Regions from separate parts of the Homo sapiens genome. Here region 1 is linked to region 2. A link is an interaction called in ENCODE POLR2A ChIA-PET data of the cell type or tissue named here. Cell type or tissue: PC-3. All regions are shown on one strand. Links, peaks and the distances in the headings refer to the core of each region. The heading gives the core; the rest is flanking DNA.

Region 1 (16,412 bases), core at 5,325-10,324, 71 kb after region 2:
GAAAGCAAAACAGACAAAAACAACAAAACCACACAAGGATTTTTTTCTTAACCAGAATATTCTGAAGGGATCATTTGATCAGATCTATGGTATGTAGGTGAAACTGGGATAAAACATTTTTTAAAAGACATTATATAATTGATAAGAGCCATATTTTTGACTTGATTAATTGGCTATTTTGATTAATTAAAAATATGTAAAATATACTTAGACCCTCTCCATGAGAAAGAACAAATTTGTGGATTTGAACACATGATTATAAATAATCATTTTTATTTTTGTCTCTTACTGTCCCCCACTGCCACCCCAGGGATTTGGGAATGGGCTGTCTCTGCTTATATTAAGAACATGTAAAAAATAGACTCATTGATCTATCATAACAGAGAAAGGAAACAAAGCCATGGGATTTCTAGACATGACATGTAATTCTTATACTCTTCTCACCTTCCATACCCTCTGCTGGTTTTTCCCATCATGCTATTTGCCAGTGTTAAAAAAAAATGAGGAATGAGCTCACCATGTCATCTAAAATAAAAAAAGAAAAGTTCCTTGCCATCGATCACAGTTTGTAAAGTACTTTAAAATCTTTCTCTTGGAGCTTGAGATGTGAGCCTTTGGCAGCTTCAGTCATATATGAGGGGCCTGAAAGAAGGTGTCTCGCAGTGTGGAAGTTGCTGTTTCCATTCACTCTCAGCTCATCATTTAAAGATATTGGGAGAGAGCTTTTTTTTTTTTTCTTACTGAGAACACCAAAACCGATGATCACCACAGGAAGACTTAGTTACTATCACAGCTCAGCCTCACCAAAAATTCTTTTTCATTTTTTTAAATGTTTATTTATTTACTTACTTACTTACTGAGACAGGGTCTTGCTCTGTCACCCAGGCTGGAGTGCAGTGACATGATCATGGCTCACTGCAGCCTCGACCTTCTGGGCTCAAAGTCTCCTCCCACCTCAGCCTCCCAAATAGCTGGGACTACAGGCACATGTCACCATGCCCAGCTAATTTAAAAAAATTTTTTGTAGAGACAGGGTCCCGGTATGTTGCCCAAGCTGGCCTCAAACTTCTGGACTCAAGCAATCCTCTTGCTTTGGCCTCCCAAAGTGCTGGGATTACAGGTGTGAACCACCTCGCCTGGCCTTAATACATTTTTTAAATTGAAGCATAACATACACATAGAAAACTGTACCAAAATTAACAGTATAGCTTGGTGAGTTTTACCAACGAATATTATAAGCACCCCAGAAGCCCTTCCTGTCTCTGTCCACCTGCCCTGCCCCCAGGATAGCCACTCTTATGACTTCTAACCCCATAGATTAATTTTCTTGTTTTGAACTTTATATAAATGGAATCATACAGTATGTGCCCTTTTATACCTGGTCTCTTTTGTTCCACATTATGTTTGTGAGAGTCAACCATGTCATGGTGTATAGTAGTGGTTCATTCATCCATATTCCATTCCATGGTGTGAATAGACCACAATGTATTGATCCAGTCTGCTCTCTATGGGCATTTGGATATTTTCCAGTTTGGGGCTATTACTAGCAGTGCTTCTGTGAACATTCTTGGGTGTGACTTTTGGAAAACATGCGTTTGTATTTCTGTTGGGTATATATCCAAGGGAGGAAATTCTGGATCATTCAAGAGGGACTATTCATAAATCTCGTTTTGCTTTTTTCCTCCATCTTCTCTAAGAGAGGGTAGTTATAGGATTTCAGGACTGGAGGAGGCCCCACAGAACATGTATCTGGCTGGTGTTTTTCTGATTCTGCCTCAATATCCTCTAAGGAGTTCAGGCATCTTCAGTGAGGGGAGAGGCGAGCTTGTGTGGGGCTCTGGGGCTCTGCTTCAACCAGAGCAATGCCCCCTTCATCTGATTCATAGACAGTGGTGAAATTACAAAGAACATATTGTTTCAAGAATGAGTTCTATAAGTTTGTTTGAGTCTCACTGTGTCACCCAGGCTGCAGTGCAGTAGTGCCATGGCGTGATCTCGACTCTCTGCAGCCTCCGCCTCTTGGGTTCAAGTGATTCTCGTGCCTCAGCCTGCCAAGTAGCTGGGATTACAGGCATGCACCACCACGCCTGGCCAATTTTTGTATTTTTAGTAGAGAGACAGGGTTTTGCCATGTTGGCTAGGCTGGTCTCAAACTCCTTACCTCAGGTGATTGGCCCGCCTTGGCTTCCCAAAGTGCTGGGATTATAGGCCACCATGCCCAGCCATTTTTGCTTGTTTGTTTGTTTTTTGTTTTTTGTTTTTAAGAGTTTGAAAAGAGATGATTTGGGTTTATTGTTTTCACTTGAGAAAGGGGCAAGCAGGCCTACACAGCAGACTGGGGTGGATTGATGTACGTGGGGGGTGCTGGCATTTTATGGGTGCTCTTTTACTCAACCCTGCAAATCAACTCTATGAGAGAGGCGTGTTCTTATCCCTATTTACAGCTGGGGAAACTGAGGGGGTGAAGCAGCTAAGTGACATTCCTAAGGCCACCCATCTAAACGAGGCAGAGCTGAATCCAGGTGGTATGACTCCAGGGCTTCCCCCTGCTCCCTTAATTATCCAAACCAGAGTACTCTACTCCCACGCACTGCCCGTTTCACAATCTCCCTCACAGACTGTCAAGGGCCTACATGAGCCATTATGGTGACAGTGGTTTACTCTTTGGGTTTTTGTTTCTCTGGTATGTAAAGCTATTGCCCAAGAAGCCAAGGCATAATATAGAGACAGGCCCACATGAAACTGACTCCCCCACTTAAGTTCATTTCAAAGCAGAATGTAATCCTTCGTGCTTACCCTTTCACATGCCCGATGTTATACGATTGTTGCTGGAACCCTGCGAGATAAGCATGGTAAGTACTACTGGCCCTTATTTTGCCAATCTCTCTGCCCAGGTCTCTTTACCTGCTCGCTGCACTCCAGCTACCACTGGCTTCCTAAATATGCCACAGGTCCTTTGCACTTATTGTTTCCTCTGGCTGGAATTCTCTTTTCTCAAATATTCTCATGGCTTGCTTTCTCGGTTCCTTCAAGGCTCTGCTCAAAATCATCTAATAAAGTAGACCTTTTCTTACCTCCCTATCTAAAATGACATCTCCATCATGTTCCACTGCCTGATCTACTTTACTTTTCTTCAAGGCAAGTCTGCTTCCTGACTTGTGATATATTTACTTTGTTTCGTAGCAATTGACAGACAAGGTAGGCTTCAGGTGGGATGGCAGTGGGGGGGTGTTGATCATTGTGTATCTCTGGCACATCAATAAATATTTAATGAATGAGTGAATGAAAGAAACTGGTGTTAAAATTTAGATACTTTATACCCAAGGAGGGTAGCTGGAACTTATGTTTAATGGGATAAGCTTGTAGGTGCTGTATCTCCTTACATTTCTAATATTTGTTTTGCTTTCTCTCTTTTTTCTTGATTATTCTTGCCAAAGGTTTATCTTTTCATTGAACGTTTCAAAGAACCAGCTTTTGGTTTGGTTGAGCCTTTTATTCCATGCCTTTCTTCTTGTTCAGCTCTATATTTATTTACTTTGGTTTGTATATGTCTGTTATATCTCTGCACATTAAAGATTGTTTGAGTGCAGAGACCATAGCCAACCACAGCTATGATGAGGCTTGCTGACTAGGTTAGACCTTTGAGCCACCATGTCTGGGGGTCTGTGGTTTAAATCTCTCCTTTGCCAAGCTTTCCCATTTTTGCATGAGCCACCGGGGTGGAAAAGAGCAACATTTAGATTTTTAAAAAATAACAAATTATCCAATTATCATTTCAGCTAAGCTATTTTAAAACATTTCAATTGGTATGGACTGGTTTCTAACCTATGAATATGATTGCTGTTATAGTATCATTTGTTAATTCCTTTATAACAAATGTCTTCTATAGCTTGCAGTATTACTTATATTATTTTACTGCTGTAATTGAAACCATAGGGAGATGAAGGTTATGCTAGAATGAAAAAGTTCAAACCACATTTTGGGACTCTTTTTTCCAGATCTAAGTGAAATCCGTGTTAGAATAACAAGACAGAAAATCTGTCTCTATAATTAGGGAATTACTGGAGTCAGAATCAAACCGTAGGAAGGTGCATAGCTAAGGAATGCTTCTAAGACAGTAGAAAATAAAGCCTTATGTGAACAAGGAGAATCTCTGTGCATGGACCTTCAGGGATGGGGATATGTGCTTGCAGGGCCAGGGAGGGAATTGATGGGAGCTCCATATCTAGTTAAAGCACTTAACCTCTGGGGTGAAATCTTAGTCCAGAGAACACTGAATGGTTTCACAGCAAAATGTCATCTGATGAACCCTGCTGTATAAAGTAGCAGAGAAGTGGTCGTAAATTTGTTCGGGGATTCTTGTGTCTCATTCTGACTTTGGTTTGCAATATGATAGGTTTGATTTTCCTAGGAAGTCTCCTGATGCCATGCCCACTTGTGTTAAGATCAAGGCACTTAGTTGTATGTGAAATGTGATCAGGGAATGCACCAAGGATTCGGCATCTTGGGGGCATTATCTCTGATCCTAAGGTAGATCAGAGAAAGTCAAAGGGAAGGAGAAATGATGAGGGAGGGCAAGATAGGTAGATAGATACTGAAAGAGAGAGAGAGAGAGACAGAGAGAGACAGAGACAGAGAGAGACAGAGACAAGAGACATAGCTGGGCTGTTTAGGATTATGAAAAAGCATATCTGTAGTGCCCTGTTAAAGATGAAAATTTTACCCCAACCCCATTCTTCAGGCTCCCACCATTAGATCCACAGTGAGAGAATGTGAGAGAGACAGAGAGATCTGATTCCCAATATTCCTTTTGGCTTGAAGCTTCTTTGATTCTAAATGCAGGGAAGGACATTCTCTGCAAGGCAGAGCAACTTTCAACGTACCTTGAGAGTTCAAAGGTCAGTGTTTATCTCTAAGTGCTGTTCAACTGTGAGCACAGGAAATGTTCCCTGCAAATCCTGTGTCCAGGGGAATTTGGGTCCAGCATCCAGACCACCATAGACTCAGGTTAGGGTGCTTTTTAGAGTTGGATGGGAATCAGTCTGGATTTTTTGGACCCAAAGGACACTGACCTGGTGGAGTGATGTAGCCACCATGTGCAGAACAGTTTTCATGGGTGAGTCTCTCAATGTGTGATATCAAAGGCGTGTTTCTTTTAGCAAAGGGAATTCAAGTTCCAAACAGCAACTGTAACAGAAGGAAAAGGTTGTATTCTACTTTTTCAAAGGTGTCAAAGGAATAGAGACCATGGATTAAGTACAAATTTGGGTAAGGAAGATTCAAATTTTCCAATGATTTGCAGACAGTGAAAAGTTTGAACATAAACACACATGATTTATTTACCACAGAATATCAAGACTGTCGAGCCAAGTCAGGAAGCAAGCGTGTGCCAATAAAATCTTGACAGATACCAGAAGAAAAATGAGAACCCAACTTAGTAAGTGGTGGGAAAGAATAAGTGGTGGTAGATGGAATTCTTTTTAAAGAGCCCATATAGAAATGAGTGAGTGTAGTGTTCTTGAACAGTGGCCCATTTATACTGGAAGCTATTTCTTTGACATATATGAACCAGCCAGATCACTGAGAGGGAGGATGCTTCTTCCCACAAGAAGAGTAATCTGATTGTTTTTCCTCAAATAAATAACCAATTTATTATCCACCCAGATATGCAATTGTTAAAGACACTAAGGTTGTGCTGTTCAATATGGCAGCCTCTAGCTGCAGAGCTGTAAGCACTTGAAATGTAGTTAGTGCGATTGAGGAGCTGAATCTTGAATTTCATTTAATTTTAATGAGTTTAAATTTTAAAATGGGTGTTTGATTCAGTTATTGGAAAAGTTTTTGTTCTTTGCAACAATTCTGGTATGTGAATCTACTTTTTCAACCATTTCATGAAATCTAAATATAGATCAAGTAATTCTGATGAAAATTTACCATCCAAATTGAGCTGTGCTTTAACTGTAAAAACACATGGGATTTCAAAGACTTAATATAAAAGAAGAGAATGTAAAATATCTCGTTAGTAATTTTTTTACATTGATCACATGTTGAAATGATAATATTTTAGACATAATGGATTAAATAAAACACATTATTAAACTTAATTTCACCTCCTTTAAAAATTTTTTTATGTGGTTATTACATATGTGGCCTGCATTCTTGCATTATATTTCACATGAACAATGCTTTATATTTATTTATTTATTTATTTATTTTTAACTTTTATTTTAGGTTCGGGGGTACACGTGAAGGTTTGTTATATAGGTAGACTTGTGTCATAGGGGTTTGCGGTACAGATTATTTCATCACCCAGGTATTAAGACTACTACCCAATAGTTATTGTTTCTGCTCCTCTCCCTCCTCCCACCTTCCACCCTCAAGTAGGCCTCAGTGCCTGTTGTTCCCTTCTTTGTATGAACAAGGTTTTACGTGCCACATTTGGTGGATAAGGCTAGCTTTGCCACTGAAGATTGAAATGAACTGGGAAATGAGAAAAATGGTGAATCCTTTACTCTTGTATGAACTGAAAGTTTTCCCTGCTCTTCCCTTCTGTTCCTGAGCCTAACCACTAGTGATTTATTTAATATAAGTCTTTATATCCTGAGAGAGCTAGGTATTAATGAACTTTGTCATGTGCTATTTAAGTCTTAAGCTCAATGAAGAATTTAGTTTGTAAGTGATTTTAGGACAACGTGCTTCCTTCTTACACATCCGTCTTAGGTTGGGTGCCTAGGACAGACTCTGAGATGGAGACCCGTGCACAGGAAAGCTACTGGGGAGTGCCAGTGGAATCAACACCTGCAAGGAGTGAGGGAAGCAGGGCTGGGCATAGGGAAGAGCTGAACCACCATGCAGTACAACAAAGACCTCAGCTGTGGAAGCAAGCTGGTCCTTTGGAGTTGTCCCAAATTGAGGCAAGGGGGCCTGGCCTTTGTATTTTCCAAATGACCAGTCTTTGGATGCAAGTTTCCTCTAGGTAGGGGGCAGGAGCTTGGGTGAGGCAGCTCCTTTCTGCAGAAGGCAATTCCCAGAGCAGGAAAAAGCTGTGAGCCCTCAGAAGCCAATAATCCCAGCAGTTGGGAGATGGGGTACCTCAATCCAGAATGAGAGGTCTTGGAGGCACCCCACAGCATCCACTATGACATCTCAATCTTGTTCTAATCATAAGCCCCCAGCCAGACCCAGACAGGCAAAGCCTTTCAAATGGCATCATCCTAGACCTGGGGAACTGAAAAAACTCCCTGTGCCTGAGAATGAGGAGTAGGGTATGTGTCTTCTTGCATTCCTCTCCTTCCTGCCCTGGAATGAGCCATAATTTCTACAACACAGAAGTAATAAGGGATTGGGGGAAGGGAGGGAAAAATAGAGACAGAGAATAGAAGGATGAATCAATATGACTCAACCACTTATAAATCCCCCAGTGGCATAGATAGGCAAAGAGCCATTTTACTTTCCTCTAACTTCTGAATTGGGCTGTAGCCACAACCCAGCAGCTATTCGGAAGTGTGGAGAAGGATGAGAAGGAAGCCTGGTCCCAGAGCAGACACGCTGCCCAGATCAATTTAGAAAGAAGTCAAGACTGTCAGCTTGGGCTAGTATTTCACTGACTTCTAGCCACACGGAGAACGAATGTCGCTCAGATAATAAGCCAAGAAAGAGAGCAGGCCTCGGCCTCCAGTTCTTTCAGATAATGACCTGCGGTTGCTGCAGAGGAAATAAGAGCTTGGTAGCCATTCAGGCCCTGAGAGCTTGACCCCAATTCTTCTCTGTGTGTCTGTCTGGCCATCCATCTGGTTGTTCTGTTTCCCGTTTTCTAGTTTGTCCTTTAGGACAAATTTGCATCTTAGTATGGCTTCTTCCCAAGCATCTCCCCTGCCTGTTTGCAAACACTGATTCATCAAAGATGCCCAACAGCCTGTGATCATTGGGCAGGGACATTTTCCCATAAGCCTTTCCTGCTTCTCCTGCCAGTTATCTTTAATTTAATAGCTGTGCATGTCACATATGTACATACTCACAGAGGGATGCACACATTCTTTAACTCACACACACCTCTAAAAGCACATTAGTGCAAACTGGGTTAAAGCTGCTTCCAGCTACCTCACTTCCCTTCCTGCCCCTCGCCTCGTCCTTTTCCTATCTCCAGCCACCTTGCTCTTTGCCTCTCATTTCACGCTGCCTCTGAGAGAGAAATCTCATTATTTCTGATTTAGGGGCTCCTGTGCCCTCCCCTGCTACATGTCATGCCCGCTGCCAGCTTGTTGCAACATCACAAGAGAATTCAGAGCTCTGATTTATCCGCCAGAGGAATGCCTCTAGGGAGGATGGGGGTGGGTGAGACTGGAGACCAAGAAAGGGTGTAAAAGTGGGGAGGGATTGGCAGAGAAAGCCTGAGTTTTTAGAGCCTTGGTAGCTTCAGGATGCTTGGATTAGCTGGGTTAGACCACACTGTGAATATAGCACATTTTATCAGAAGCCTAAAGAAGAAGCAGTGCAGCTTTTGTTTATTTGATTTTGGAGATGGGCTGAGGACATGTAATTGGGGCTTGGGCAGAGCTATTGAGGGATGCTGTAATGGGCTTTTTAATCCCTCCCTCCCCTTTTCCTCCTGGAAAGTAGTAAATGGTGAGGACAGTCATGTAACTTATAATTTAACATTCTTCATAAATCCATCTTTGCCCCATTCATTAGCCTAAGAGCAGGAATTAGATGTCTTGTGTTGAGCTTAACACGTGGGCACATAGTGGGATTCAGAAAATGTTTGCTCCATATGTAATGCAGGAATTAGCCAGGTCTCCCTACTGTCTTGGATTTGGTTCCCCCAGACACAGATCCTGGCATAATGATTCAAGTGAAGGTAATTTATTTTGTGTGTGGGTGTGTGTGTGGGGGTAACACTACCTGTAGGTAGTGAGAATATGATACAGGGAAGGAGGGCAACAAGTAAAGGACATTATCAAGCTGAATCCTACAGAAGGATTATCCCACCCAAGGGGCAAGGGAGCTGGAGTATTTATACACCAACCTCCCAATAATCATTGCTTGGAGGCTGCTCCTGGAGGCATTCATTAGTTCTTGGCATTTCTAGCCCACCTCGTGCATGGGCAGAGTGACCTTCTACAGTCCTGGTTCAGGAAAATTAGCCCGTAGGCTCAGAGATGCAGGCACTAGCAGTTGGAAATCTCCTGGTGCTTACCTGAAAGGTCTGAGGGATATGTGCAGGGGCACTGACAGTGTCTGCTATGGTAGCCAAGTTTCATGCATCCATTTATCCACTCAACAAATATTTATTCAACCACTCCTATGTTCCTGGCACTGTTGTAAGTGTTGAGGATACAACAATAAACAAAACACATACAGATCTCTGTTTTCAGAGAACTTGCAGTCTAGTGGAGGTGACCAACATAAGATAAATATGTTATACTCTCCTTAGGTGGTGACACTGTAATGAAAAGAAAAATAAAGGTGGGGAATAAGGATTGCTGAGGGTGCCATATTAAATCAAGCAATCAAGGAAAGCCTCACGGAGAAGTGGATATGTGAGTGAAAACCTGGAAGGAACGAGTCATGTGGATATCTGAAGAAGAGAGTTCCAAGCAAAGGAAATAGTAAGTGCAAAGGCCCTGAGGCTGGGGTGTGTGCCTGTCATATTTGAGGAATAGCAAGGAGCCCGGTGTGGTCAGAGCTGCATGGGTAAGGCATGAGCTGTGGGAGAAGAGCTCGGAGAAATCCCAAGGTGAGGGCAACAGTGCAAGACATGCAGGATCTTTTGGGTGATTGCAAGGCCTTTGCCTTTTACTCTGAATGAGATGGGGAGTCACTGGGGGGCTTTTAGCAAAGAAGGGACACATTGTGGCTTATGTTACTGTGTTGGGAACATACTGAGGCAGGGCAGGGGTGGATGGAAGCAGGGAGATCTTGTGCAAAGCACATCTTCTAGGACCGTCTATTTTACTCCATAATAAATGAATTAAAGATGAGAGTGGGAACAGGTCTCTTGAGCCCTACATGTGGAACTGGCATGATACAATTTTTGCTTCATTTTGTTGGCTAAAACAAATTATAAAGTGAGACTAATTTCAAGGGATGGAGAAATAGACTCACCTAGTGATAGGAGGGGTTGTAAAGTCCCTTCGCAAAGGGGTGTGGATAGAGGAAGGCAAATTATTGTGGTCATTTTTTGCAAACAATCTACCATGGCAAATGACCTCAAATTGAACTTTGAATATCCCTGTTCTTAAAATATCCTGGGGCTACCTCACCTCATGTTATGGAGTAAAATGGAAGGTCCAAGAAGATATGCCACGTTCACTTTAGATCCTGCCCACCACAGATGTCAGTGGGTATTCATGTGCCAGGCAGAGGTGAGGAACTAATTGTGAACCTACTTCCACTTAACTGCTTTGCTCCTTTTAACCTTAATACCATGTCCTTTGGCCAGCTTCTTCTTTCCCTTCTCATCCTTGCTTCTTCCAGTTCTCCTTGAGAACAAACACCCACTCCCTTGTGTCATGAAGAAGACTTTGCCAGATCTTTAGTAATCTTGTTCCTGAACACTTTGCACCAAGTTTCAAAGTTCACATCAAGTAGTGACCAAGGGATTTTCCCAACCAAAATCAGACCTCCATCTCTAACGTGCTCAAGATGAATTCTGTGCCAGTTGTTAATATAATCCATTTTCGATGTGCTTTATAAATGAATGGGCTTGACCTTGAAACTGACACCAAGATTCTGTGGGTTGGGTGGAGAATGGTATTATAGATGTGGTGTTGATAGAGTTCTCGTTCTATGCTCTTTTACTAGTGTAGTTTATGGCTATTGCTTCTTGAAGCCAAGGTCTGTGCCTGTTTCTTTGATTCCCCTCCCAATACCTAGGACTTTGTAGACTCTCAAGTAATGTGACCTTGAAATTTAAGGTGAGTTTCTACAACAGTCTATCTAATATTTTAGACCTTCCCCTCTTCTCAAGCTAGGAGGGAAGGATCTCAAAGAATTCCCATAGATTAACTAGATTTTTGTATATCTAGACCAGTGCTGTCCAATAGGATTTTCTGTGATGCTGGAAATGTTCTGCATCTGCACTGTCTAATATGGTAGCCACTAGCCACTTAGGGGTATTGAGCACTTGAAATGTGGGTAATGTAACTGAGGAACTGAATTTTAAATTTTCTTTAATTTTAGTTTAATTTTATTTGAATTTTTTTAATTATACTTTAAGTTCTGGGATATATGTGCCGAAGGTGCGGGTTTGTTACATAGGTATACACATGCCATGGTGGTTTGCTGCACCCACCAACCCATCATCTACATTAGGTATTTCTCCTAATGCTATCCCTCCCCTAGCCCCTCACTCCCCAACAGGCCCTGGTGTGTGATGTTCCCCTCCCTGTATCCATGTATTCTCATTGTTCAACTCCCACTTATGAGTGAGAACATGTGGTATTTGGTTTTCTGTTCCTGTGTTAGTTTGCTGAGATAGATGGTTTCCAGCTTCATCCATGTTTCTGCAAAGGACATGAATTCATCCTTTTTATGGCTACATAGTATTCCATGGTGTATATGTGCCACATTTTCTTTATCCAGTGTATCATTGATGGGCATTTGAGTTGGTTCCAAGTCTTTGCTATTGTGAATAGTGCTGCAATAAATATACGTGTGCATGTGTCTTTATAGTAGAGTGATTTATAATCCTTTGGGCATATAACCAGTAATGGTGTTGCTGGGTCAAATGGTATTTCTGGTTCTAGATCCTTGAGGAATCACCACAATGTCTTCCACAATGGTTGAACTAATTTACCAACAGTGTAAAAGCATTCCAATTTCTCCACATCCTCTCCAGCATCTATTGTTTCCTGACTTTTTAATGATTGCCATTCTAACTGGCATGAGATGGTATCTCATTGTGGTTTTGATGTGCATTTTTCTAATGACCAGTGATGATGAGCTTTTTTTCATATGTTTGTTGGGCACATAAATGTCTTCTTTTGAGAAGTGTCTGTTCATATCCTTCGCCTACTTTTTGATGGGGTTGTTTTTTTCTTGTAAATTTGTTTAAGTCCATTGTAGGTTCTGGATGTTAGCCCTTTGTCAGATAGATAGATTGCAAAAATGTTCTCCCATTCTGGAGGTTGCCTTTTCAGTCTGATGATAGTTTCTTTTGCTGTGCAGAAGCTCTTTAGTTTAATTAGATGCCATTTGTCAATTTTGGCTTTTGTTGCCATTGCTTTCCATGTTTTAGTCATGAAGTCTTTGCCCATGCCTATGTCCTGAATGGTATTGCCTAGGTTTTCTTCTAGGGTTTGGACTCTCATTTGCAATTGCTACAAAGAGAATAAAATACCTAGGAATACAACTTACAAGGGATGCGAAGGACCTCTTCAAGGAGAACTACAAACCACTGCTCAAGGAAATAAGAGAGGACACAAACAAATGGAAAAACATTCCATGCTCATGGATAGGAAGAATCAATATCATGCAAATGGCCATACTGCCCAAAATAATTTATAGATTCAATGCTATCCCCATCAAGCTACCATTGACTTTCTTCACAGAATTAGAAAAAACTATTTTAAATTTCATATGGAACCAAAAAAAAGAGCCTGTATAGCCAAGACAGTCCTAAGCAGAAAGAACAAAGCTGGAGGCATTATTTTACCTGACTTCAAACTATACTACAAGGCTACAGTAACCAAAACAGCATGCTACTGGTACCAAAACAGATATATAGGCCAATGGAACAGAACAGAGGCCTCAGAAATAACGCCACATATCTACAACCGTCTGATCTTTGACAAACCTGACAAAAACCAGCAATGGGGAAAGGATTCCCTATTTAATAAATGGTGTTGGGGAAACTGGCTAGCCATATGCAGAAAACTGAAACTGGACCCTTTCCTTACACCTTATACAAAAATTAACTCAAGGTGGATTAAAGACTGGAATGTAAGCCCTAAAACCATGACGTTTTAATTAATTTAAATTTAAACTTAAATACCATATTAGCCTGTGCATCTCTAGATAGTGCTTCTCAAACTTTTCTATTGAAGTGCTCTTGATGGTAGAAAAAAGATAATGCATACCCTGATGGTATGGGGGCTTCAATTTTTCAAGTACAAAATTACTTTGAAGTTAGTTTAAAAAATGCACGGCGATTTTGCATTTCTCTTTATAATATATATACTCTAACATGGAGCCAAGTGTATGGTCTAGAAACATGTGCCCATGACTTCCTTAGTACACGGCTTCCATGTAGTCTTGAGGGGTCATGATGGCCAGTTAGACATAGATGAATGCATTGCAAGTAAGTTGGCTTAAAGTTTAAACTTTACATTCTTCCTATTTTTAGTGCAGCCTGAGAATAAAAACATCTCATCAAACACCCATTCAGTGTTATGAACGACCTTCTTGCTGGTATGGGTTATAACCGTCTTACTGCAGTGCAAACCTCCTATTTGATTTAAAAGAAAATTCTCTCCCAGAAATCTCTTCAAGTGCATTTAATGAATAAGGCGGTGTCCGTAACTTTCTGTGACATTTACTTTAATAAGCCATGGGAGTGATTTAGTGATCAGTGGGCACTGACATTTGAGGAGGGAAAGATAAACTTTGCTGCTTCTGACATGACTTTTTTTCTTCTCCTCTTGACTCTGGTCTTGCAGCCATGGAAACTTTGTTTCCTGAGAGAGATGCTGTGTTCTCTGGCTTTTGGAAGTAATCTATTTTTTTTCCTTTAACAGGCAGCCACAAATTAATTTCTCTTTTGTGTATTTGATGTTGCAAGTGTTTCTACTGAGTAGAGTATGTTTTCCACAGTATTTGAACTTTCTGTCTTGTTTTGTCTTGTGTGTGTGTGTACATGTTTTTCCTCAACATGGAATTTGTTCTATCATGTTTGAAAGAAAAAACATGGAACAAAAAGGATTTTAAAGGGAAGATTTAAAAAAATCACTACACAAATACATATATAACTACAATTATAACCCTGACTATATATATCTGTACAACCACCATACAGACCAAGATATATAAGAACATTGTCCTCACTCCTCAGGAGGTTCTTCTGTGTCCCCATTCAGTCCATACACCCTGCCCAGAGGCAACTATTCTGACTCGTGTCACCATAGATTAATTTTTTCTTGTTCTTAAACTTCATGTAAATAGAATCATATAGAATACAGTTTTCACTTACTCTTAGCCAAAAGGTCAAGAAGCAATCAAAATGCACTTTTGATATTATGTCTATGACATTCATCCATGCTGTGTGTATCAGTACTTCATTTTTAAATGTAGGCTTTGGAGCTTCACTAAATTGGGTTCAGATCCTGCTTCTGTTACCTACCACCTGTGTGACCTTGGGCAAGTAGCTTTACTTCAGTTTTCTCATTTCTAAAATGGGGATACTAATAATATTTAGCTCAAAGGTTTGTGGAGAAAAACAAAAGGACTGCTTCATCACATGTTCCTAAGTGCTTTGAGTAGGCCAGGGGAGCTCCTGCAGTGGAATTTCTGCTGCCAACTTTTGGGTGCCCACTCATTCCCAGTGGGAAGGATAAGAGACATCTCAGGGCTTTTTTAGGGAGCTCTTGAAATGTCTCAGCAACATGACAAAGTATTAACTGCCCAAGCAGCAGTTTATCCACAGTCCCTCTCTATAAGGTGAGCTCCATTTCCTCTGCAATGCTTCAGCCTAACCAGCAAAATTGTTTACTTCCTAAACATTTTTCCAACCTCCAAAACAGCTCACAGGTGCAGACACTCTGGCCTCGAGGAATCTTCTAGTGCTGAAGGTGCCATGTCTAGGTTTTCTGAATCATAGATCATGGCAGAATATTCGTGATTGGTACTTGTTGAGGACATCCACTTGCCATGTTTCCAGGACTCCAGACATAACTGTGGCCAGTTCCTGTAGGAGTCAAAGCATGAAAGTAACTCAGGAAACACCCAGTCAGTGGGGATGGAGTTGGGAATTGCATCCGGTGCTGTCATGGATTGGAGAGCCTTGTCTGGGGCCAGGTAAGCCATAGTTAGGATTTCTGGTGGGTAAGAGAGAACACCAGGCAGTAAGCACCATCCTCCTATTCAGCGGATTTCTCTTTTAAATTTTTTTAAAGTTTTATTTTATTTTTAATTGACAAATAATACTTGTATGTACAACTCATAGAATTAGAGAGTAGAATGGTATTTACTAGAGGCTATGGGGAGGGGATGGGGAATGGAGACATTTTGATCAGTGGCTTTCTTGATGTTCTGACACCTCGTGGGGACACGGAGCTGAGACTTTTCCAGGGGGCATCTGCTCCACTGCTATCACCCAAGTAAGTCTGTTAATGCCCCAGAAGCTGTGAGAATAATAATAACGATAATAATAAAGTAGCTACCATTTTTAGTATCACTCCAGGGATTCTTGTTGTTTGTTTGAAATATGGCAATCTAGTGAAACCTATGGATCCCTTCTCAGAATAATGTTTCTTAATGCGTAAAGTATAATACATAGGATTGCAAAGGAAGCCAAGTATATTGAAATACAGTTATCAAAGTATTTAAAAAATTCCAATATTATAATAGATATATGCTCCTTTATTACTACATTAAATAACAAGAGTTAGTGGTGAGTCTAACACACATTATAATTTGAAGTAGTGGTGGTGTAAATAATATTTCAGTACAGCAACTTTAATGTGATATGAAAATATCTGTAATTCCTATTGGTAAGAAACTCACAAGTACTGCTAATACCACCGTGGTTTGTTACTTTCACTTATAATTGAAGGAAATATTAAATTTCAGTTACAAATGAATGAAAAATATCTGTTTGTGGCTCTCTTGACCAGTTTAGGAACTCCTGTTTGTGTCAGGCATTGTGCTATTCTCTGAACGTACATTATTCCTAGCCTTACAGTCCAGCAATGTCGGAGTTCTTATTCCCATTTTACAGATAAGTGCACTGAGGTTTGGAGTCAGACTAACTCAGCCATGGTCACATAGCAGTGGAGCTTGCTGTCCAGGCCAGGGCTTTGTGATGGCAGAGCTCAGGTTTTCCCTCCCACACCTTGCATGCCTTGAACTCCTGAGCCACATTTCCCCCTGAGAGACATTGGCATAAGAGATGCCCAGGGACTTTTAAAGGAACGTAGTAAAGGCACTCTTTCCTAGACTTTCCATATTTCTCCAAAGAGAAAGCAAGCTCCTTTCTTCTTCTGAAAGCCTGTCCTGTGGAAGTATCAAGCAGCTTTTCTCTTGGATCTCCAGGGCCACATTTTGGGAATTCCCTTGAGTCTCCCAGCCAATGTTAGGTGGTCCTATTCCATTGGTGTGCCAGAGCTGACATGTAAAGGCTTGCAAGAGCCAATTGTGTACATCTCTTCTCACATTGGTAGCTTGAAATCAACCATGGTAGAACTATTTACATCATG
Region 2 (16,412 bases), core at 5,301-10,300:
CACAACCAACCGGGTGGCATGTTAAGTGAGCTTTCCCTGGGTCTTCTCTGGGAAAACCTTGATGAATAACAAATTCCACAGAAATGATGCAACATCACTGGGGTAAAGTGATGTGTATTGGTGCTTGGTGATCTTCTGAGTTTGAAGGTGTAATATTATGTTTTATTTTCTTGTTCTTTGGGCACCATGAGCTAACTGCCCATGAGGGAGGGTGATCTGCTGGGTTGTGGTTGGGGAGAGGCTGGCTGGCATTTTCAGGGAAAGAGTATGGAGAGAGATGCTTCCTGCCTTTGAAAGGAATTAATGATAGGAGATAACCGGGGTTGCTTTTCACGATGTAGTAATTTAGTTACTTTTCTTTCAGACTTTATGCTGAGAGTAACTTGGCGTTGCTAAAAATGTAATTTGGAGCCCTGGCCTTCTGCTCATGGAGAAGGCTAAGTTCATCCTACCTTTGAAACATTGTGAATAACATATCAAAGTTATTCATGTGCTCATTGATTTATTCATTGATTATGCAATAACTATCCATTCATGTGGTTGTTTGCTCATCCATTCATCCATCCATCTATCTATCCATCCATCCACCCATTTTTCCAGGTATCCATTTACATGGTATTTCTTGGCTAGATGCTGTGTGTTGAGGGATGTGGTAATCACTGGGGTGGGAGAAGGGACTCCATAAGGAAGAAGCTGTCTGTGTAGTTGAGTTGTTCACTGTCTGGTGAAGCAGATAGGCAAGTAAACAAATAATTGCCACAAAGAGTGGGCAGTGATACAAAAGGGACCAACCTGTCTTGATTCATGTGAAACTACTTCTCCTCTTCAGGCCTACAATCATGGAATGTTAACCTGAGAGAGGCCTTAGAGAAACTGAAGAAGATAATGTTTTCCAGACTTTATCTCAAGATCCCTGAGGTGCCATTCCAGGGTGTGAAGGTGGGAGTAGGAGAGAGGAATGAGAGGAAAGCTGAACAGAAGTTCTGGAGCTTTCTCCAGAACCAGAACAGATTCCTTTTCATCTATTTCATATATTGAGGTTGCTTGTAACCTATCATTTGAGGAAAAGGGTTGGCTGTTTAATAATAATTGCAAAGCACTTGACCAGTCCCCCATCTTTCCTTGTTTCTCTTGTTTAAAGATCGAGACTCAAAAATGTAAAGTGATTGGCTCAAAGTTGTAAAATCAGCATGTGAACAATCCAGGAATAAGACTTGGTCTTCTAACTTCATGTGGACATTGCCTCTGTATCAGTTAGCTTTTGCTGTGTAACAAATAACCCTAAAAATCAGTGGCTTTAAACAACCACTGTTTACTTAGCCCATAATTCTATGAGTTGGCAATTTGGGCTGGACTCAGCTGGGTAGCTCTTCTAGTTTCAGCTGGGCTTGTTCTTGTCTGTGATGAGTTACTGGTTGGCTGGCAAGTCACCTGAGAACTGACTGGTCTAAAGTGGTCTTACCTCTCAGGGTTGGCTGGGTGTTGGCCAGAGTAATTGGGTTACTGAGTTGATAGTCTCTCTTCTTTAGCAGAATTTCAACAGAGCAGGGAAGCATGCACAGCCTCTTGAGGCCCAGGCTTAGGGCTGGTCAAAGCAAATCACGAGACCAGTTAACACTTAGGGAGTGAAGAAATAGACTCTACTTCTTGACTGGAGAATTTCAAGGTTTTTGGACACAAGGAGAGGAGAATTGTTGCCTTTTTTGCTATCTACCACAAGAATACTAAGTTATTGCTATATCTTTTCTTCTTAATTTGGACATTGGAAAAATACATGTTTGAAACGCTATCTAATTCCAAAGCCATTTTTACAAGGATCTGAAAGCATGGCTCTTTCTATAGACCATGGGGATTCCTGCCTACTTGAGTTTTCTCTTTTTTCTTTTCTTTTTTTTTTCAGACAAGGTCTTGCTCTGTTGCCCAGGCCGGAGTGCAGTGGTACTATCTCAGCTTACTGCGACCTCCACCTCCCGGGTTCAAGTGATTCTCCTGCCTCAGCCTCCTGAGTAGCTGGGATTACAGGTGCACACCACCACGGCTGGCTAATTTTTGTATTTTTAGTAGAGACAGGGTTTCACCATGTTGGCCAGGCTAGTCTAGAACTCCTGACCTCAAGTGATCCACCCGCCGTGGCCTCCCAAAGTGCTGGAATTACAGGCGTGAGCCACCATGCCCGACCCCTACTTGAGTTTTCAAATTGTTTATATTTGAGACAGGTGATAGTTACTGCTTGTGGTAAGGGACACTGTACCCTAAGAACATTCCTGCTTTACTCCCAGTCACAGTCTTTCCATCAACAACTCTTCCTATGGAAAGGAACCTTCAGCTCTTGATTCTGTTAGGTGTCTCTGAGGGATAAATTTATCCTCATCATTTCCACAAACATTTATTGTTGAGTGACTCTTACGTATCATGCACCTCTCTAGATATTGAAGATACAAATAAGTCTAAGATAGACCCCTAACTTCAGGTAACTCACAGTCTGGCAGGGAAGGAAGAAAGATACGGATTGTTACAGTGAAATAAGATGGGGAAGATGGCTGGAAATTGAATTTTTTCAGTGGTCATTGTTTTCTTTGTAATAAGAAGGTGTGGTTGTATGATCACCCAAATGGATGTAGGAATGGCATTTGACAAAATTCAGATCTTTTCATGACAAAAACACTTAACAAACTAGGAGTAGAAGGGAATTTCCTCAATCTGATGAAGTACATCTATGAAAGACTTACAGCTGACATCATACTTAACAGTGAAAGATTGAATGCTTTCCCCCTAAGATTGGAAACAAGACAGGCTGTCCATTCTTGCCAATTATATTTAATATTATGCTGCAGATTCTAGCCAGAGCAATTGGAAGAAAAAGAAATAAAGGCATCCAATTGGAAAAGCAGAAGTAAAAGCATCTTTACTCACAGATGACATAATCTTGTATGTAGAAAATTCTAAGGAATCCACAAAAATTATTAGAACTAATAAATGAGTTTAGGAAGCTTTTAGGATACAAGATCAATACACAAAATTCAACTGTATTCTATACACTAGCAATGAACAATCAGAAAAAGAAATTAAGAAAACAATTCTAAGGCCAGGTGTGGTGGCTCATGCCTGTAATCCCAGCACTCTGGGAGGCTGAAGTGGGTGGATTACGAGGTCAGGATTTCGAGACCAGCCTGGCCAAGATGATGAAACCTCGTCTCTACTAAAAATACAAAAATTAGCTGGGTGCAGTGGCAGACGCCTGTAATCCCAGCTACTTGGGAAGCTGAGGCAGGAGAATCACTTGAACCCGGGAAGCAGAGGTTGCAGTGAGCCCAGATTGTGCCACTGCACTGTAGCTTGGGTGACAGAGCAAGACTCCATGTCAAAAAGAAAAAAAAAAAGAGAGAGAATGAGAAGAAAACAATTCTATTTACAATAGCATCAAAAATAATAAGATATTTAGGAATTAATTTAACAAAAAAAGTGCAAGACTCATGCACTGAAAAACATCAAAGTTCATTGAAGGAACATAAAGAAGATTAAATAAATAGAAAGACATCTTGCGTTCGCGGATCAGAAGATTCAACGTTTGCGAGATGGCTATACTCCCTAAATCAATATACAGATTCAATGCAATCCATATCAAAATCCCAGCTGACTTTTTTGCAGTAATTGACAAAGTGATCCTAAAATTAATGTGGAAAGGGAAGGAACCCAAAATAGCCAAAAAACAGTCTTGAAAAAGAAGGACAAAGTGGGAGAACTCACACTTCCCAGTTTTGAAACTTATTACAAAACTACAGTAATCAAGACAGTGTGGAGCTGGTGTAAGGATGCAGATATAGATCAATGGAACAGAGTCAAAACTCCAGAAATAAGTTTTTACATTTATGATCAGTTGATTATCGATAAGGGTGCCAAGACAATTCAATGGGGGGAAACAATAGTCTTTTCAACAAATGGTGCTGGGACAGCTGAATATCCACATGCAAAAGAATGAGGTTGGGCCCCCTCCTTATATCATCACAACATTTAACTCAAAAGCAGTCATAGCTTTAAACTTAAGAGTTAAAACTATAAAGCTCTTATAAGCAAAGTAAGTCTTTATGACCTTGGATAGGGCAATTAATTCTTAGATATGAATCTTACAGTACAAGTGACAAAAGAAAAAATAAATAGGACTTCATAGAAATAAAGAACTTTGTCCTTCAAAGGATGCCATAAACAAAGTGAAAAGTCAACCCACAAAATGGGAGAAAGTATTTGCAGGTCATTTACCTGAAAAGGCACTTTGTATTAGTTTCCTAGGGCTGCTGTGACTACTTACCACAAACTGGGGTGGCATAAGACAACAGAAGTTAATTTTCTCATTTCAGGAGGCTGGAAGTCCAAAATCATGGTGTTAACAAGGCCATGCTCTCTCTGAAGGTTTTATGAAAGAATCCTTCCTTGCCTGTCTCTTGTCTTCTGGTGGTTGCCAGAAATTCTTGGTGTTCCTTGGCTTTCAGACATATGATTACATTCTGTCTCCATCTTTGCATGGTGCTGTCTTCTCAGTGTGTCTTTACATGGCCTTATTATAAGGATAACAGTCATTGGAGCTAGGGCTCACCCTAATCCAGTGTGTCCTTATCTTAAATTGATTACATCTGCAAAGACCCTATTACCAAGTGAGGTCATATTCACAAGTACTGGGGATTGGACTTTAACATATCATTTCAAGGTGCACAATTCAACCCATAACAGGCTTGTATCCAGAATACATAAAGAAAGTATATAACTCAACAATAAAAAGACAACCTAATTTTTTAAGTGGGCAAAAGATTTGAATAGATATTACTCCAAAGAAGACATAAAAATGGCCATAAGCACATGAAAAGATGCTCAACATCACTAGTCACCAAGGCAATGCAAATCAAAACCACAACGAGATACCACATCATCATACCCATTGGGAAGGATAAAATAAAAAAGGCAGACAATAGTAAGTGTTGGTGAGAATCTGAAGAAATTGGAACCGTTATACATTGCTGGGGAACAGTTTGGCAGTTCCTCAAGATGTTAAATGTAGAGTTACCATATGACTCAACAAATTCACTCCTAAATATATATACAAGAGATCTGAAAACATATTCTCACACAAAAACATGTACATTGCTGATCATAGCAGCACTATTCATAGTAGGCAAAATGTTGAAATAGTACAGATGTCCATCAACCAATGAATGGATAAAGAAAATGTGGGATATCCATGCAATAAAACATTGTCAATAAAAAGGTGACTAAAGGCAATAAAGATTATTGATACATGCTACAACATGGATGACCTTTGAAAACATGCTAAGTGAAAGAACACATTTGCATGATCTTAATGATATGAAATATCCAGAACAGATAAATTTATAGACAGAGAGTAGATTAGTGGTTGTCTAGGGCTGGGAAGAAGGGAATGGGAAGTGACTGCTAATGAGTATGGAGTTTCTTTTAGGGGTGATGAAAATATTCTAAAATTAGATAGTGATAATGGTTGTGCAACTCCGTGAATATACCAAAAACCATCAAATTACACATTTTAAAGAGTGAATTTCATCTCAATAAAGCTGTTAAAAAATAAGATGATGTCCTTTACCAAGAGTAGAGGGTATTAGGGGGCTTGAGGAAAATGTTGAAGATTTGAAATTCCCATTCAAAAGAATAAGAGAGGGAGCTGTTTTAGTCATATTAGGCTAGCTACTGTAATAAACAGACTCCAACTTTCAGTGGCTGAACACAAGAAAACTTTATTTCTCTCATACAGTTGTCTGATCTTGGTCAGGTGACCATCCTCAATGGCTCTCCTCCAAATAGTGACTCAGGGACCCAGGTTCTTTCCATCTTTTGTCTCTGCTATCTTTTTGGTCCTTGGTCTTTTGGATCTTTAGGTCCTGGGCCTCCCCACCCATATGCTGGATGGGGAAAGAGAATGGAGGATTGAACCTGGGAGGGTTTTATGGAACAGGCCTGGAGGTAACTTTCTTTACTTCCACTCACATTCTTTTGGCCAGAACTCAGTCACATGGCCACACCTAACTGCAGGAGAGATTGGCACATACAGTCTACTTATGTGTCCAGGAGGAAAAGATAAACAGGTTTGCTGAACAGCTAGCCAGCTTCTGCTACAAGGGCTGACCAAGGACAAAGAACGATTGCAGGCTCCAAGCCCAGCTTGAGGTGGCATGTTTTCGTGGCTGAGAGCAGGGCTGGATCATTTTCTCCCACTGTTCTTGGTGGAACATTCATAGGTTGAAAGTACTACTATGGGGCACATTCCTGCTGGTAAATGTAGCCCAGTCTCCACCAGTAATATCTGGTGATGGAATAAACACTAGAGCAACCTTGAACACTTTGGCATCTCACCCACAGAATGAGAAATGTAGCCATGCTGTCCACACTGTCATTCAAAGGGGAGCAGGAGATGAATGTGGGAAATAAACTGCTATTTCTTTGCACTTGGACAAGGGTTGAATAAAAATAAGACTCTGTCCCCTTTTAAGGTTGTGCTTTAAATAGAAATCTGCCCCAGGCCCTTCTTGATCTTTTTTTTCCTGGCTCCCTCTCTCTTAGTGTCCTTCACTCCTGGCCACATCTGCTCCTTTGTGGCTGAGGGGCCTGAGTTCTCCTTGGGAACCAGATTGCCTGGTGGATCCCTCAGATTGAAGCCCCCTCCCCACTTACCTTTTCATAAGTTTCTAGTGCTACCCGGACAGGTGCAGCTATTTTAGTTATATTTCTATAGTGGTTGTGCCTGCCCTTCTAGACAGCTGCCACTTGTCTTTCTGACAGACTGTTTGCTTGTGTGTGGCTGCTAATGCTGTAGTAAAAATCACCTCGCTGTCCTGTCCTTGTTTTCAGAGGCACTTGTCTCTTGGTGTAATGCTGGATGTTTAATGGGCATTGTTTATAAGGAGTATAAGACGGAATAGTATAGCCTCTTGCTTTGTGTCGTAATTCCCTCTGGGCTTACTGAAAAGGATGCTGGGAGTTAGGCCAGGCTGGCAGGAAGAGGGATATAAATTAGAAAGGGAGGGAGCACCAGGGCCAGAGAGAAGTGATTCTGTTAAGAGTGGGCCCTCAGAAAAGGTGGCCAAAGGTCTAAATAACAATGACCAAAGTGTGCAGTAAGGAGGGTGGGATCCGGGTTGGTGTCAATGTCTAAGAGTCTGAAGCACTATATTGGTTTCTGGAAGAGATTTTCAACTGGTGAGTATGTTTGCCTTGCCTTATTCTCCCCTAATCCATTCTCTACACTCCTGCAGAGTGAAATCTTGCAAGGTACAATTCCTAGTTCACATTCTTCCATGGCTTCTTATAATAATATCTAAATGAACTGGTTTTCAAGACCATATGAGCCTGGTCCCAGCCTCTCTCCAGCCTAATCTCTCCTTCTGCCTCCCTAGATTCATTGCCATGGCCCCAGTTCTAAGATTCTTCTGTTTCCTTCTTATACGCCAAGCTCTCTAGCACCTCATACAGCTCCCTCTGGTCCCAACTTTGATACCACTTTTTTCCTGGTAGCTTTCCTGACTAACCCTCCCCATTGAGTTAGTTGCCCGTAACACTCTGTCTCTCTCTCTCTCTCTCTCTCTCTCTCCGTGGCAATTATCTCACTCTATTGCAATTACCTGCTCATTTTTGTGCTCTTCCACTAAACTGGAAACTTCATAGGATCAGGGACCATGACTTAGTCCACTTTGTACTCCCAATTCTATAGTCAGAATAGGCTAATTTCTGTAATAAAGAACCCCAAAAGTCTCAGTATCTGAAGACAACAGAAGTTTTATGTCTTACCCACATGGAATTCAATGTGGGTGTTCAGTAGATAACCTTCTACACTGTTATTCGGCAATTAGGCCCCTTTCATTTTGTAGTTTTCTTATCTCCTAGGGCTGTCCTCTCTTTCCAAGCCTGCATCTGACAGACAGATGGAAGAAGAGGGAATGGAGAATTGTATAGGAAGGTTTTTAATGGGCTCTGCCTGGAAGTTGGGTACTAAACCCCCACTCATATTCCATTGGCTGGAACTCAGCCATATGACTGCATATACCTGCAGGAGCTGCTGGAAAATGTCATCTAGCCATGAGCAGGCTTGGTGAGCAAGTAGTGGGTCTCTGCATGCCACCAGTTAGTGCCTGCCTGGAATGTGGTAGGAGCTGAGTGAATATTTGTTGAATGAGTGAACTTTGGATTCTAGGTTTCATCTTGATTCTTAGGTGATTCAGTTTAATCATCAGGAGGGACATGTGATGACTAATCACAGTGGATTTCAGGGCTCTGGGCACCTTGGAAGGGTTACGGATAATGATAGAGAGAAGAGTAGTGCTGCCTAAGAGTCCAGCTCCCAGTGAGGTGCTTTCCTTCAAATCCAACAGGGAAAGAGATTTTTAAAAATTAATCTTGAATTTTCATTTTTTGGAGAGGACAAAGGAGGAGGTAACAGAGAAGAGGAGTGAGGACTGCTTCCTGGATTTTGTAGACTGTGACAGTGTCAGCTTTTTCCACACGTGCCTCGTAGGTTGATGGAAGCAGTGTGTGACATGCTGGTGCATGCACCCAGCTGCCTGTCCCTCCCCTGCCTGAGAGAGAACAGGTGTGTAATAGCACACGTGACGTGTCCACTCTCTGTTTCACAGTTAGAGCATCCCTGAGGCCATGCTTCCTCAACTGAAACATCCACTCAGGCTTCACCCACAATCCAGTTCCCTATGGGTGGAAGAGAACTCATTCCCCAGGTGGGTAGGCAGAAGCAAGAGAACCACGTTGTGAGAGCTAGCATGGACCAACAATTTAGTTTGAAAATTTGCCTCCAAAGACAACTTCTGGATGAGCTGGGATATAATAACTTCTTATCGTGGGTGGCTCTTCAGAATTTTCTAAAGCACTTTCCCACACCTTATCTCATTTCATCCTTGTAACAACATGGTGAGGTAAGAAAGCCAAGAGTTATTATGTCAGTCTTACAGATGATAAAACCGAGGCTCAAAGTAGCTCAGACGACTTTCCCAAGACCACGTGGCTGCTTTTCCTCTCCTGCCATTTCCACCCCAAACCCCCTTGTCCACATTGGTAAAGTAGTTTCTAGAAGATGTCCTCTTAGTTTGCAGTCAGGGAGACTGGAAAATATGTCTCATGACTGACCTTATCCCTCAACACTGGCCATTTATTTTCCTGTCTAAACAAGCGGGTCTGCAAGAAGCTACCACAAAATCCTCCCCTATGTTTACATCTCTGTGAGCTGTGGATCCATGCCTTCCAGTGTCCCCTTCGATTGTTGGTGGAGAAAACCAAGACAGCTAAAATGTTTCCCAGGTTGCAGCACCACACATCTCAGCTAGTTACAGCAGTGTCTAGGTGGAGTTGTGCCATGGGACTCTTTTTCATTAAAACAAAACAAAACAAAACAAAACACCACGGAGCTAGGATGTTTTAATAAATGTCTGTGTGTGCGCTTGCTAGGACACACTACTGTTGCACTCTCAGGAATCATTAACGCTGTCTCCCAACCTTACTCAGACAGAAAGCTGACGTTACCTTGCCATCCTACCTAATTAAAGATGAAGGCTATAGTTTCCCCAGTCTATTATAGTCTAGTTTCTGTATTTTGCCATTGCAGAGGAAGAGGGAGAAGCTAAAGGTTGACTGTGATGTGGGAGGATGCAGCCAGGGGCAAAGAGGGTGAGGATGAGTTGCTTACCTCACAGAACCTAACACCAAATTTTTAGCATCAAAATCCTAACAGCAGAAAGAAAGTTTCCCTGTGGAAGAAGGACTGGGCCATGTCAATTCCCAAACCTTCCATCCTTCCTTCCTCCCAACGGCTCAGGTATACCTGAGAAACCTACATCTGCTGGCATCATCTCCCATGCATTGTTTTTGCAGAAGCAGAGCATGACCGACATCTAATAATATCTATGTTGGTATCTGTCTCAGCAAATCCTTTCTGTATTAAAAGATTAATGTAGTAAATCCAGAGTTACAGGGAGATTGTGGTGTTTCCTCTTCTGGTGTCAGAGTGTTGTTTTTTTAATACTATATTTTGTTTTCCTTTTTCACCCTCCCTTCTCATCCCTATAAACCATATTTTGAAGCCCTTCTCCAATTGCTTGATTTTCCTAATAGTAATAAAAAGCCTAGACAGTTTGGATGGCATCTGTACCACCTCTTTTAGGGATTATAACCCAATTTTTCTCCAACAGTGAACTTATGGGTCTTTTATGATCTGGCTTTAGGTCTCTTGAATGAGGCTGACATGAGGATGTAAGGCTTGAATCATAAGATTTTAGGAAAGGCTCTGAAAAGCAAGCTCTTTCTGAGGAGTGTTGATTTTTTTTGGGGGAAGATTATTTTGCCAGTGTTCAGGTAAGAATTCACATTTGCTTCTGTTACTAGTCATGATAGCTGAATGGTGTGCTTCATTCAGATACTGTGTAGTGATCACTTACTTTGAATTGCATATTAAGACATGTGACCATATAACCTTTTATTTGAACCAAGCAATTTACATGGTGGAGCTGAAGATTGGTTGTTACTGGTTCATTTTTAGTGAGCACTGACTGTTTCTAAGACTCTATCTTGGTCAGACTCTCTCTTGAGGTCTCCCAGGGTAAGTCAGCCAGACTGAGAGTGACCCAAGAAGATGGGGCAACATTCTGAAGAAAATAGAAAATAGTGCTGTCATGTGGTGAAGAGGCCAGGGAGCATTTGTTTCCCCATGCCCCTACCCACCCCGTTATTTATTGATTCTGCTCATAACGTAACAGTATATGTATTTTTGTTGTTGTTGTTGTTGTTGGAGACAGGGTCTCACTGTCACCCAGGCTGGAGTACAGTGATGTGATCTCCTCTCACTGCAACCTCCACCTCCTGGACTCAGTCCTCCTACCTCAGCCTCTCTAGTAGCTGGGAATACAGGCATGTGCCACCATACCTGGCTAATTTTTGTATTTTTTGTAGAGATGGGGTTTTGCCATGTTGCCCAGGCTGGACTTGAACTCCTGGGCTCAAGCGACTCTCCCACCTCGGCCTCCCAAAGTTCTGGGGTTACAGGCATGAGCCACTGTACCTGCCTGAACAGTATATGCACCTCTATAAAGAATGATCAGATGATCAATATTAATGTATTGCTTGATTCAACTCCCAGCGTGATGTTTAATAGCACATGGTGGGTGCTCAGTAGATGTTTGTGGTATTGAAGCAATGTGTTTATTCTATGTGTTTTCCACTAGATTATGAGTTCTTTGGAGTCAGGGCCCATGTGTCCTTTGTCTTTGTGTCCCCAGCCCCATCCCCAGTGCCCAGTACATAAGGAGTATTTGTTGAGCTCCCACAAAACAACATCCGTCTGTCAAGGATTGTTCAAATCCCTCCTTCCAACTTGTTCTCCCTTCTCCCTTAGGATAAGCTCTTTTCTTTTATTCTAGTGCCTCAGCCCTGAGAGAATTTTTTTTCCAAGTAATTACCAACTCATGTCATCGGATGCCCATTTGACTAGTCCCAGTATGTATTAGTCTACTAGGGCTGCCATAGAAAGTACCATAGATTAGACTATTTAAACAACAGAAATTAATTCCTCATGGTTCTGGAGGCTGAGAAGTCCAAGATCAAGGTGACTGCCAATTCAGTTTCTGGTGAGGGCCCTTTTCTTGTCTTGTAGATAACTGCGTTCTTGCTGTATCCTCACATGTTAGACAGAGAGAGGGAGAAACCGACGGAGAGAGGAGAGAGAGAGAGAGAGAGAGAGAGCAAGGGAGCATACAGGCTCCCTGGTGTCTCTTCTGATAAAGATGCTAATTCACCTGGATCAGAGCTCCACCCTCATGAACTTGTTTAACCTTAATCACTTCCTTAGAGCCCCCGTCTCCAAATACAGCCCCACTGGGGGTTAGGGCTTCAGCATATGAAATTTGGGTACAAACAATCAGTTCATAACACAAGGTACTTGTTGCCCACTGTAACATCTGCTGTTTCCCGAACAAGACAAAGGTGATGATAATTAAACATGGTACTAGACTATTCATGTTAAAAAGCATAGTACTGTGTGTGAAGCATCTTAAATGAGTCAGGCAGGAGCACTTAATGAAAATCTATGGTCAATTGAACATAGGTTTACTGTGCCCTTGTCTTTTCCTTCCATTATGTTTTTTTTTTTTTTTTAAATTACTATTCCATGGGGATTCTCCTAAGCTTGTCAATTACAGACAGGTGCTCTTGTTTTGGAGCCAGAGCAGCAGTTGTAAAAAGGTGAAACTGGAAGGTCAGGATAAGCTGGGTTATGCCATGACAATAAACATCTCCCAAATCTCAATGGCTCATATAACAAATGTTTCTTTCTCCCCTACGCTACATGTCTAAGGGGTGTCACCAGGGGTGCTCTGTTAGTTGTAATTGTTCTTGGATCTGGACTGATGGAGGCTTCATTCTGACACGTGTCACAAAGGAGAATATAGTAAATTGTATACTGGCTCCAAAGTTTTCACCTAGAAGTGCCACATACCACTTTTGCTCATCCTTCATTGGCTAAAGCAAGTCACATGGCCACATCCAACCTCAAAGAAGTAGGTGAAACAATCTTACTAAGAAGGAGGAGAGCTAAAGCTTTCCTTTGGCAAATGGCACTGATTAATACTATAATGGGGTAATAATGAGGCCTAGGTAAACAGGGTAGGACTTGAGCAAAACTTGTGGCACAAATGAGAAATTTTATGTACTTAATGCTTTTTTAGAAAAATGCTGCTTCCAAAACAGCTCTAACATCCAGGATTTCTTGCCTAGCCAGTATTTCTGTGCCTAGAGTGAGATTCAGAGAATGAAACCCTTTTTTACTGAGATCCTGAGAGTTGCCTTTCAAGTGTCCATAGAGTATAAATAACAATAGCCTCAAAGAAACAATTAAAGGCTCTCCGGGTGGCTTATCTCAGATCCACTGAGAAATGAAAACCCCCAAACATGCCAGAACACTAAAAAAATGGCTGTGTCTGAGGGTGGTCTCCTTGTCATGATAAAGCTTTCTCCTCATCCTTCTGAAAATGATACCACCCTCATGTTAGCAACAGTATCGCTGTCTGGAAAGGGGCTGGCTGAATCTGGTGGGATTACTTTGAGTTGCATAAACACAGATTGAATTAAGCATGGCGAGTTGATGATGGGGAGTGTAGAAAGAGTCAGGACCTTGCGTTGGGATAATAACTAGTTCATTATCTGCCCAGATAAAGGTCGTACAGGCTTTTAGCAACAGCATGGAAAGGAAACCAGATTGACCTTTCTGACGGCAACTCTCTGCTTTTTTTTTTTTTTTTTTTTTCCAGACCTTAGAACACCAGTGAGTAAAGAAATCCGTGTCCCTCCTGACACCTTTCCTTTCCCTTTCCTGGCGTTCCCAAAATGCAGGCCTTCATTTCCATTGGTTTTGAAATGGCTGCCTTTGTTTAAATTACTTATAATAGAACGTTCCTGGAAAACTCTCACATAAGCCCATGAGCAGATGTTAGTATCTTATATGCCTCCAATTTTATATGCTATATCACACCTCTTCCTTGCTCCAAAATTTTGCCTTTGCATCAAAAAAGGCAAAAATCCTATTATTTAGTCAAAGGAAACTTCTGCTTCTTGGGCTATATCTTCCAAATTTCTTTAAAAGAGCTCATTATGAATCATTTGGAAGGAGCCAGCACACCATATTGTCTTTGTGTGAAACTTAGAAAGCAGTGTGGTGTGGGTGGAGATACGTCCAACTATAAAGAGAAATTATAGTTACAAGTGGCTTTCAAGACATTAAGGATATTTTGGAGTCCTAAATTAAGCAATGGCAGGTTAATCTTTTCCCAAGAGGTGGTGATTTTGGCTAAGTATCATAAAAGGGTTATCCCAATGTTTTCAACGTGGTTTCAAGTGAATGATCATCTCTTATTCATTTTTCATAATCATTTTAATATGCCACATATGTTCCAAAATGGGTTGGCAAATTTATTTTCTTTCTGCTACCTTAGAAATCTTGTCAATAAAATGAAGCCTAGTAATATGGATTTCTTACGTAGCTATAATTTTTCTTTGTGAGGGAGTTAAGATGTGTACTTCAGTAAGAGGAATGGGCTGTGTTGAATGCCAGATCATAATGAGGCCTCCTGGCGCCAATAAATTACACTTGCTCTAGGTTGACTAGCCATGGAATGAGGTCATGTATCCTTGATCCAGATCATGAATGTGACAGCCTGCATCTACATACAGTATAACCCAATCCTTGCTACCGTACTATATTTCATCACAGTCTGTGTCACCTTCAGGGCGTGGGTTTGACAGAAGATGACAGTAGTGATGCATATTATGCTCAATCCTTAGCCTCAAACAGCAAAAGGCCTTACATTTAGATTTTTTTTAAAAAAAGAAGACAATTTTATATCACCTACAGATAATTAACAGGCTCTGTGTGAAAAATGAAATTAGAAATATTGAACTTAGAAATAGAGGAAAAAATGAAATATTCCTTGAAATATATCCAGGTAGTGTAGAATAACCCATGACCATATTCTGTAAGATTTTCCTTTTCCTGGCTCCCTACCCTATGTTTATATTCACCCCAAATGCACTTTTAATCACAGCTTTTTCTCCATGAGCAAGTAATTTTTTTTGAAATAAGATAATCTGTTTTGTAAGGGGTAAGTGATTGTTTTATCCAGGAAAGATGTATTTCACAATGGTATTAGAATTATGTGTAGTTTCATACTTTTGGTAACAGGAGATTTTTAGATGAATGTTCAGCCACCCCTGATTATTTATATAGCTCCCTGAAGTTTGCAGTGACATAGAATGAAGTGATAAAGAATGATGGTAAATGTCATTATGGTGTTAAGTGTATCTTTTCATATGAAATAGTGAGAAAAGCCTTGTGCATATATGAAGCTCTTGAACTATGGATGAGTAACATTAGTGTGGCTCCATTTCAATGATATTTATATACTTAAATAATGTATTCTTTTATAATATATATTATATATTAAGATAATATATATGTATTCTATCATCATATCAAGAACATAGCTCAAAAATGTTTTCAAAGAAATTGAGATTGAAAACAAGCGTTGCTGGGTGCAGTGGCTCATGCCTGTAATCCCAGCACTTTGGGAGGTCGAGGCCGGCAGATCAGTTGAACCCAGGAGTTCAAGACCAGCCTGGGCAACATGGCAAAACCCCGTCTCTACTAAAAATAAGAAAAAATCAGCTGGGTGTGGTGGCATGCACCTGTAGTCCCAGCTACTCAGGAGGCTGGGGTGGGAGAATCACCTGAGCCCAGGAAGTCAAGGCTGCAGTGAGCTGTGATCACGTCACTGCACTCCAGCCTGGTCAATGGGAGTGAGACCCTGTCTTAAGAAGAAAGAGAGAGAGAGAGAGAAAACAAAGGCAGCAATTATGCTAAGTCTCAAAAGTTCCTTTTAACTGAATGCTTAGTGTGTCCTGATATTTAACATCACTTTCCAATAATCTGAAAAAAAGTCTAGTGCTTGTTGACTCAAACTTGAACAATGTTTGCATGCTGACTGATGTGTGAGTCAGAAGGTATCCATTATCTTAATCAAAGATTCACAATTTTTTTTCTGTAAAGATCCAGAGGGTAAATATCTTGAGCATTGCAGATCATGAAGTCTCTGTCATAGCTCTTTGTCACTGAGTGCGAAAGCAGCCATAGACAATACGTAAATGAGTGAGCATGGCTGTGTTCCAATGAAAGTTTATAAAAAACAGGTGGTGGGTCAATTTGGCTTGTGGGCTGAAGTTTGTCAGCCTCCGATCTTAACTATGAAGCTTTTAAACTTAGCCTAATTGAAAAACGATTTCCATATGGCACCTAGTAGAATATGTGACTACCTGTGTATTTAGCGCTTGTGTGTGTGTGCGTGCACACACGCACACACATACACACAAGAATGAAGGTTTACATGCCTTTTTGAGATCAGTCTGGAAAAACTCCTGTACATGTAATTTTGTCTTACAGTCAATAAATATGTTCCATTTTCTAAATAAATAGTCCGATTCTCTGTGGGATTGTGGCTACCTTATCCAATTAAAGTTTATGTAGCGTTGTCATTGTTATCATTTCTCCTCTCAAGTTCATTGCATCATGATCATATGGGTTGCTTAATTATTACTCTTTAGTGGTGATGATGCTATTCACATGGACTTTTTTAATGTGGGCTGTGCAAGTTGCTTTTGTTATGAGTCATTCTCTCTTGATGTCATTAGCTGTTTTAAACTAGGCATTAATTGAAATGAAACCACAAGCTTGGTTAGATTGATTAATCGTTTCAGAACCTATTCAAAATACTTTTCTTTCTTCCCAGAAAAAGAAACTATAGTCATTTGCCCAGAAATGGGAGAGAATCATGCTTTTCCAAAGGCGAAGACTG

The links. ChIA-PET counts read pairs that join two places held together with the same protein. Peaks named below come from ENCODE experiments on the same cell type or tissue, not always from the same donor. Only the 100,000 strongest peaks of a DNase experiment are listed, where the experiment ranks them.
Region 1: POLR2A ChIA-PET joins it to region 2 with 5 read pairs; 1 of 35 experiments calls an interaction of 5 or more read pairs at or near these places.

What each region holds. Positions count from the first base shown.
Region 1 is chrX:17,467,713-17,484,124 of GRCh38, forward strand. All of the region lies in intron 1 of NHS (NHS actin remodeling regulator), which reads left to right. Among named protein-coding and RNA genes, the nearest start is that of MIR4768, 50 kb to the left of the region's middle. In PC-3, for the core only: no CTCF peak of the experiment used is centred there; a DNase peak (open chromatin) is centred at 7,349; H3K27ac peaks cover 1,679 bases.
Region 2 is chrX:17,397,223-17,413,634 of GRCh38, forward strand. The region is part of intron 1 of NHS (NHS actin remodeling regulator); the gene reads left to right. Among named protein-coding and RNA genes, the nearest start is that of MIR4768, 20 kb to the right of the region's middle. RefSeq lists an enhancer at 12,406-12,947. In PC-3, for the core only: no CTCF peak of the experiment used is centred there; a DNase peak (open chromatin) is centred at 8,239; H3K27ac peaks cover 2,503 bases.